2 separate regions of the Homo sapiens genome follow, and region 1 is linked to region 2. A link is a loop called in an ENCODE intact Hi-C map of the cell type or tissue named here. Cell type or tissue: ascending aorta. All regions are shown on one strand. Links, peaks and the distances in the headings refer to the core of each region. The heading gives the core; the rest is flanking DNA.

Region 1 (6,355 bases), core at 1,854-4,353, 160 kb before region 2:
AGAGCAGGAAGGAACACTGATCCTTGATGATAATGTACAGCCTCCATCCCATCCTAATGTATTTTATATTCTTTAAGCCAATTTTTATTTTATTATTATATTTTGTTGTCTGTAGCTGAACCTAATACATTACCATTGCTTTCATAGAGAAGCTTTTACCGACCATGCAGATAGCCCCTTGTATTTCCCCTTTACAGCACTTATTGAACTGGTAAATGACTAATTACTTACATGATTTTTTTTTTTTTGGTTTAATATATGTAGCAGAGATGGTCAGTGCCCAACCTACCCCCTCTTGGATCTCATCACTGCCATGCACAGCGACCCCATGGCTTCCAAGTACAAACACCTGCAACTCTTTCAGGACAGCTTTGTCTGGCTGCCTATTCCCAAACAGCCCATGTGCATGGCAGGCTAGAAGTGGCAGATGGCTAGTGCCCCACAGAAACAGTCCTCAACTAAGGACTAACAGGAGCTGGTGGATTCTCCATTTTCTTTGCCTCTTGATGGGGATACATCTGAGATGTGCTCTACGCTGTCTCCTAGAGTTCCCCAGCAGGATTTAAGCAGGTTATAGCAGTGATAACCTGCTAAGTAATACACCTCATATTGGCTTCTTTCCTACCCTGTCTCACCTTCACAGACCTCTTCCAGTGCTTCCTGGGATCACTTCTCAAGCCGTATGTATGCAAATCTTCAAATTAACAAACGTTTGCTCCTGGGCAACCCAATATATACCTCCTCAACAGGGCTGATAACTCCATTAGGACTGAGAATATATTTGTCTTATTCACCATGTTATCTCCAGCATTTAGCAACAGCACAAGGTCACCACTCAAAAGGTGATAAGTATCAGTGCACTTTTTTTCCCCTCAGACACAACTAGAGTTTACCATGTAAGACCCGTCCTACAAAGTGTAGACAGGAAGTGTATACTGCCACCATCAGGATGGGCTGCACACTTCTCTAGCACTTCTCTGAAAAATAATGTTGTGCTCATTGGGAATTAACCACAAACTATAAGAAATTATGGCACAAATCCTCTAATATAACTCCCTGGATTTTGTTAGGATATTTCAACAGCCAGAATCTTTTACCTCTCTCCATTATTGACCTCCTAAATTTGTCTCCTTTTTCTTAACCTATTTGATGGCATTCTTGTGAGTAAAAGAGCAACAAATAAAACCATAAGCATTGAAGTGTGGTGGTTAAGAACATACATTTCAAAGTCAAATAGCTCCCATTTCAAATCTCAACTCTGCAATTTGTTTAGGAAGTAATTCTGGGAAAGTTACTCAGTTTATATTAAATTTTCTCCTCTGTAAAGTAGGGATAATAGTCCTATAGCATAGGATTATTTTAAAGATGAAATATGTACAACAAATGATTCTAATTGTATTGAAGAGAATACAATGCAACAAATATTATTAAAGCATATAGTTAAAGACATTGACCCTCTTCCTTAAATAACATTTCTCTGGGAAGTTACTGAACCATTCCAAATAATTTAGAAAACGATTTCTAAAAGTGTACTGTGTCCAGAATTAGTGGGTTCTTGGTCTCACTGACTTCTAGAATGAAGCCGCGGAGCCTTGCGGTCAGTGTTACAGCTCTTAAGGTGACGCGTCTAGAGTTTGTTCCTTCTGATGTTCGGATGTCTTCGGAGTTTCTTTCTTCTGGTGGGTTCGTGGTCTCACTGGCTCAGAAGTGAACCCGTGAACCTTCGCGGTAAGTGTTACCGCTCTTAAGGCAGCGCGTCTGGAGTTGTTCGTCCCTCCCGGTGAGTTCATGGTCTCGCTGGCTTCAAGAGTGAAGCTGCAGACCTTTGCGGTGAGTGTTACAGCTCATAAAGGCAGTGTGGACCCAAAGAGTGAGCAGCGGCAGGATTTCTTGCAAAGAATTAAAGAACAATGCTTCTACAGTGTGGAAGGTGACCCCAGCGGGTTGCCACTGCTGGCTCAGGCAGCCTGCTTTTATTGTCTTATCTGGCCCCACCCACATCCTGCTGATTGGTAGAGCCCAGTGGTCTGTTTGGACAGGGCGCTGATTGGTGCGTTTACAATCCCTGAGCTAGACACAAAGGTTCTCCACGTCCCCACTAGGTTAGCTAGATACAGAGTGTCGACACAAAGGTTCTCCAAGTCCCCACCAGAGTAGCTAGATACAGAGTGTCCATTTGTGCATTCACAAACCCTGAGCTAGACACAGGGTGCTGATTGGTGTGTTTACCAACCTTGAGCTAGATACGGAGTGATGATTGGTGTATTTACAATCCCTGAGCTAGACATAAAGGTTCTCCAAGTCCCCACCAGACTCAGGAGCCCAGCTGGCTTCACCTAGTGGATCCCGCATGGGGGCTGCAGGTGGAGCTGCCTGCCAGTCCCTTGCCGTGCGCCCGCACTCCTCAGCCCTTCGGTGGTCAATGGGACTGGGCGCCGTGGAGCAGGGGGTGGCGCTCGTCGGGGTGGCTCAGGCTGCACAGGAGCCCATGGAGCGGCGAGGGGAGGCTCAGGCATGGCGGGCTGCAGGTCCCAAGCCCTGCCCCGCGGGAAGGCAGCTAAGGCCCCGGGAGGGCAGCGACAGTGGGCCGGCAGTGCTGGGGGACCCAGCACACCCTCCGCAGCCGCTGGCCCTGGTGCTAAGCTCCTCATTGCCGGGGGCCGACAGGGCCGGCCGGCCGCTCCGAGTGAGGGCCCGCCAAGCCCACGCCCACCAGGAACTCCAGCTGGCCCGCAAGCACTGCACGCAGCCCCGGTTGCCGCTCGGGCCTCTCCCTCCTCATCTCCCCGCAAGCTGAGGGAGCCGGCTCCGGCCTCGGCCAGCCCAGGAAGGGGCTCCCACAGTGTAGCAGCGGGCTGAAGGGCTCCTCAAGCGCGGCCAGAGTGGGCGCCAAGGCCAAGGAGGCCCCGAGAGTGAGCGAGGGCTGTGAGGGCTGCCAGTATGCTGTCACCTCTCAGTACTGATGGTTTCCCATATTTTCTTACTCAGAGACTTTACCTCTATTAGGGGTTCCTATATCTGGCCTTCTACATCCCCCCCCACCCCCCACACACACCCCCACGTGCACATACCCTGCCCCAGACCATTTGCAAGGTAACAGAGCTGAGCTGTAATACTCTGTTTTACCATCAGTGGCCACTGTTTGACATTATGTACAATGATGTACATAATGCACATTATTCTACAATAATGTAAGAAATTCCACAACGGAGGCTCTGAGTGAATGTCCAAGGAATCAATTTTACAAATTAAAAATTGATTTATTGTGTTTATTTGGAGATATGCCATGCACTGTGGCTCTTTCCACGTTCCACCAGGGAGTACCAGAGTTGGGAATATTTAACAATAGTGGTATATAGGACTCAGAAGAGGGTATCTCCCCACCCCCCCACAAGCAGCACAGACTGTGGTGGGTTCTCTCTGGGTTGTTGTGATAATCAGCTGCCTACCAATTATAATCTGGGGTTTGTAAACAGCCAGAAGATTCCCTTGGAGGGAGTAATTATATTCCCTTTAACACACTGTAAGACAAACACTTTCTCTTTAACATGCTGTGTGCTGACTACAAAGTGGGTTTACTTTACTAATGCCAAAGGAAAACAAACACTCAGAACCAAGGCAAGGGACCTTGGTGGTACAGAGATAGTAGGCGGTGAAAAAAAAGAGCAGGGAACATTAAAAAATGCCATGGAGTATTGTCAATCAGGGGCAGAACTGGTTTGGCCTGTCCGTATAAACATGCATGATGAGATCTTAAGAGCACAGATTTGGAGTTGGTCTTCTATCTCATTATAACTAGCATGTTCCTTTGAGCACAATAATTCATCATGTTAAGATTCATTTTCATTTTCCTCTTCCATAAAGTGGGAATAGGAATTCTTACTCATGAGATTATTTTCAGAATCAAATTAAGAAATATACCTACAGTGTCTAGAACAGTAGACACCTCCAAAACAATAACATATATTGCAGATATTATTGGTGCCAAAGCTATGTCTCCATGGAATTCATCATTCCATGTATAAAATGATAGCTTCCTGCAAAGAGCATCCACAATTCTCTGCCTGGGGATTCTCTCAGCCCAAGTACATGGGACAGGATGGAAATGTCAAGGAGTTAACAATTCCAGGAACAGTTCTTGACCAATCAAGCATAGACTTTAGTGAATAAATACCTATGTCCTCACTCCTTGGGTGAGACAACTCTGAGACTTGTTCTACACTGTCTCTCAAATGTCCCCTGCGGGTTTGAGCTCCAATTGTCCACTGCGGTAATCTGCTTATTAATACATCTCATATTGGGTAGTATCAATTTTCTGTCTCACTTTCCTACTTCCCAGCCAGAGCTTCCTGGGATTACTTCCAAAATAAACGACGGGTGTTCAAATTCTTGTTTCAGGACAGAATCCAGCCTAAACACTGTATCTCACAATGTAAACAAGACAAACAATTTGGACAATTGGATTCACAATAAAATGTTCAATTCACTAACCAAGCCCTATTCAGGCTTCTTTTAGCCCTCTTCCTTCCATCCCATGGCCATTGCCTCAGTTGGGACCATTCTCATTTATTTTGTTTCTTTTTGGGGATTTTTTTTTTTTTTTGCCTGCACTTAGTCTCTAACTGATCTCGATGCTTCCAGTAACTCTATCATCTAATCCATCACCCACTTACTGTCAAAGTTATTATCCTAAAATGCAGTTCTGGTAATGCTCTCCCCATGTTTTTGTTTTTTAAGCCTTTATGGCACCAATTGCCTCTGTGATTATGTCTTAAATTTTATAACCTGGTATGTGAGAACTTTCAAAAGCTGGTCCCAATAAACCTTTCAGCCTCATCTCCAATGATTGCTAAATACAGCCAATGTTCTGCCTACATAGAACAAACCAGAATCTCAAAAGCCCTTTTACCTGTTACCTTTCTGTGTTATTTGAATGAGCTTGCGACCTTTTCTGCCAGAAGAACCTGCCTTATCCTTCAAGGTCTAGCCCAAATGTTCCCTCCTCCATGAGAACTTCTCCAACTCTCTGGACCAGTTTTTCAACAGGCTGCCTCTGTGCATATTCTACTATGTACCAATCATGTATTAAGCCCTGGGAAAACCACGCTGGATAAAAGTAGAAATAGCTCCTGCTCACATGAAGTTCACAGTTGGATAAAGGAAACAGATATTATCAGGTAAACATATAAAAGTTGGCTACAAAGGGACATAAGTGTCTATAGTCAGGGAGGACACCAATCTGGAGGTTGGAGTGCCTCCCAACAGGAATGGACCCTTGAGGTGAGAACGAAGTAGGAGTTAACACCAGATAAAGGAGATGGAACACATACCCCAGGCCAAGGGGACAGCAGGTGCAGAACCCTGTGGAAGGAGGGAAAATGGCAATCGTCTTTTTTTTTTTTTTTTTTTTTTTTAAGGAATAGAAGACAAGGGCATTTAAAGCAGTGAGGCACAGGAAGAATGAGGGGAGAGAAGAGGCAGCACTTACATCATTCATTGTACCACATTTGTTGACTGTGTCCTTCATGCCTCATGCTCTGAAATTGACCTTTTCCAATATAAGGACCATGTCTCACTGAAATCATGTCCACCCCAGCACTTCACACAATATAGAAAAAAAAATCAATGTACCCAATTTATAGATGAGTGTGTTGAGGCTCAGGAAGGTTGAATGAGTTGCCCAAGATCTCAAGGCTGGCAATGGCATAGCAACTATAATAGAATATAGACCTACTTCCTCACCTGCATCTCTTTCCTTAAACTGCCCCTAGGAAAACCACGTCCTTCCCCATTATTTTATTTCAGAAATTCCAAGTTTTTCTATGAGCTGTTTTTCTCAAAGAGCCTGATAACAAAACAAAACGCCAGTTACTACTCTGTGTATGTGCATGCATGTTGGGGAGCGGGTACACACTGGTCTTCCGGGGATCAGAACACGAACAGGATCCTTTCTGGTACAGGATTCTTGTCTGAAGCCTCTTTAATAGCCCGAAATGGTGTGGGTGGTGAGAATTCGCCGTCGTAAGGAAGCCCCTGGTGATACCCAGCAAAGAGCATCCCGGCTGACCCTGCAGGTCTGGAGTGAAAAGACCCTGCACTGGACTCTTCAGGGCAGTGAGCGGGATCTCTAGTTCCCTGCTTCCCAAACCTCTCCGCCCTTCCACCCAAAACTGGCTGTTTGAGAAACGACCCAATTTCCCGACTATCCCGCCCAGCCTCGAAGATGGGAGGGAGAGAGGGCAACCTTGTCGCGGTAAGGCATCCTCCAGGCCCAGACATTAGTCTCGGTCCATTTCAAGGCACCCGAGCCTGTGCCGTATATAACCAAGTACTGGGCCCACAGGAAGGGGGATGA
Region 2 (2,500 bases), core at 1-2,500:
CATGTATCTTCATGACAGAATGATTTATATTCATTTGGATATATACACAGTAATGGGACTGCTGGGTCAAATGGTAGTTCTGTTTTTAGCTCTTTGAGAAATTGCCACACTGCCTTTTTTTGAGAGTCTTGCTCTTGTCACCCAGGCTGGAGTGCAATGGCATGATCTTGGCTCGCTGCAACCTCCAGCTCCCGGGTTTAAGCTATTGTCCTGCCTCAGCCTCATGAGTAGCTGGGATTACAGGCACCATGCCACCAAGCCTGGCTGATTTTTTTGTATTTTTGGTAGAAACAGGGTTTCACCGTGTTGGCCAGGCTGGTCTCAAACTCCTGACCTCAGGTGATCCACCTGCCTCGGCCTCCCAGAGTGCCCAGATTACAGACACAAACCACCACACCCAGCCTGCCACACTGCTTTGCACAATGGTTGAGCTAATTTACACTCCTCCCAACAGTGTATAAGTATTCCTTTTTCTCTGCAACCTTGCCAGCATGTTATTTTTTTACTTTTTAATAATAGCCATTCTGACTGGTTTGAGATGATATCTCATTGTGGTTTTGATTCGCATTTCTCTAATGATTAGTGTATTAGTCCATTTTCACACTGCTGATAAATACATACCTGAGACTGGGTAATTTACAAAGAAAAAAGAAGTTTAATGGACTCACAGTTCCATGTGGCTGGGGAGGTCTCACAATCATGGTGGAAGATGAAAGGCATGTCTTACATGGTGGCAGGCAAGAGATAACTTGTGCAGGGAAACTCCCCTTTATAAAACCATCAGATCTCATGAGACTTATTCACTATCACGTGAACAGCACATGAAAGACCCTCCCCCATGATTTAGTTACCTCCCCCTGGTTCCCTCCCACGATATGGAAATTGTGGGAACTGCAATTCAAGATGAGATTTGGGTGGGGACACAGCCACACCATATCAATCAGTGATGTTGAGCTTTTTTTTTCATATGCGCATACAATTGTGAAGAGAGGAGAATTCTTTGAATATATACACAGTAATGGGACTGCTGGGTCAAATGGTAGTTCTGTTTTTAGCTCTTTGAGAAATTGCCACACTGCCTTTGGAGAAACAGAAATCTTGCATCCATAGTTGCCTCATTTCTCTTTTTCAATTACTGACTCTCCCAACATAGAAGGATCGAGTTGAGGGAGGCCACAGGGTCACTTACATGTGCAGATAGAGCAGTGGTTTGAATTCAGTAACCACCCTGTTTTTTGTTGTTGTTGTTGTTTTTTGTTTTTTGTCTTTGTTTTTTTGAGACAGAGTCTCACTCTGTCACCCAGGCTAGAGTGCAGTGGCACAATCTGAGCTCACTGCAAACTCCGCCTCCCGGGTTCAAGCGATTATCTCACCTCAGCCTCCCAAGTAGCTGGGATTACAGGCACCCACCATCACACCCGGCTAATTTTTGTACTTTTAGTAGAGACAGAGTTTCATCATGTTGTTCAGGCTGGTTTCAAACTCCTGATCTCAGGTGATCTGCCCGCCTCGGCCTCCCAAAGTGCTGGGATTACAGGTGTGAGCCACTGTGCCCAGCCCACCCTGTATTCTTTTTTGTTTGTTTTTTTGAGATGGAGTCTGCCTCTGTCGCCCAGGCTGGAGTGCAGTGGCTCTATCTCTGCTCAGTGCAACCTCCACCTCCCGGGTTCAAGCGATTCTCCTGCCTCAGCCTCCTGAGTAGCTGGGATTACAGGCACTCACCACCACACCCAGCTAATTTTTGTATTTTTAGTAGAGATGGGGTTTCACCATGTTGGTCAGGCTGGTCTCAAGCTCCTGACCTCAGGTGATCCACCCGCCTCAGCCTCCCAAAGTGCTGCGATTACAGATTACAGGCGTGAACCACCGCACTTGGCCTATTTTCTTTTTCTTTCTTTTTTTTTTTTTTTTTGAGACAGAGTCTCGCTCTGTCTCCCAGGCTGGACTGTAGTTTCCCGGGCTGGAGTGCAGCGGCACCATCACGGCTCACTGCAAGCTCCACCTCCCGGGTTCACGCCATTCTCCTGCCTAAGCCTCCCTAGTAGCTGGGACTACAGGTGCCCGCCACCACACCCGGCTAATTTATTTTTGTATTTTTAGTAGAGATGGGGTTTCACCATGTTAGCCAGGATGGTCTCGATTTCCTGACCTCATGATCCGCCTGTCTCGGCCTCCCAAAGTGCTGGGATTACAGGTGTGAGTCACTGCGCCCGACCCACCCTGTATTCCTAAAGTAGCCCTAGCATTCACTAGCTGTGTGGTCTCAGACAAGTCACTTAGCCTCTAAGGAATGAAATTTCTAGGAGCACAAGAGCATAGGGCTCTCACATAGCATGTGGCAGTTATTAGGATGCAATTAGCATCACCATTTCTTTCCTCCACACCCACAGGTGTAGAACCAGGGCACGTGAGCATTGTTTAAAGGAGAGCTTCAAAGATGATGTATCTTTAGAGCTTGATGCCACCTGCCTTTGCCTACCTGTTGCTTGGCTACAGACCT

What was found. Hi-C counts contacts between places; a loop is a spot of excess contacts. Peaks named below come from ENCODE experiments on the same cell type or tissue, not always from the same donor. Only the 100,000 strongest peaks of a DNase experiment are listed, where the experiment ranks them.
Region 1: it touches region 2 in a loop (2.5-fold over the local background); 3 of 110 quality-filtered maps call a loop at or near these places.

Annotation. Positions count from the first base shown.
Region 1 is chr16:77,781,987-77,788,341 of GRCh38, forward strand. All of the region lies in intron 1 of LOC107984878 (a long non-coding RNA gene), which reads right to left. Among named protein-coding and RNA genes, the nearest start is that of VAT1L, 3.4 kb to the right of the region's middle. In ascending aorta, for the core only: a CTCF peak has its summit at 3,151; no DNase peak of the experiment used is centred there.
Region 2 is chr16:77,941,486-77,943,985 of GRCh38, forward strand. All of the region lies in intron 7 of VAT1L (vesicle amine transport 1 like), which reads left to right. All of the region lies in intron 1 of LOC105371351 (a long non-coding RNA gene), which reads right to left. Among named protein-coding and RNA genes, the nearest start is that of CLEC3A, 80 kb to the right of the region's middle. In ascending aorta, for the core only: no CTCF peak of the experiment used is centred there; no DNase peak of the experiment used is centred there.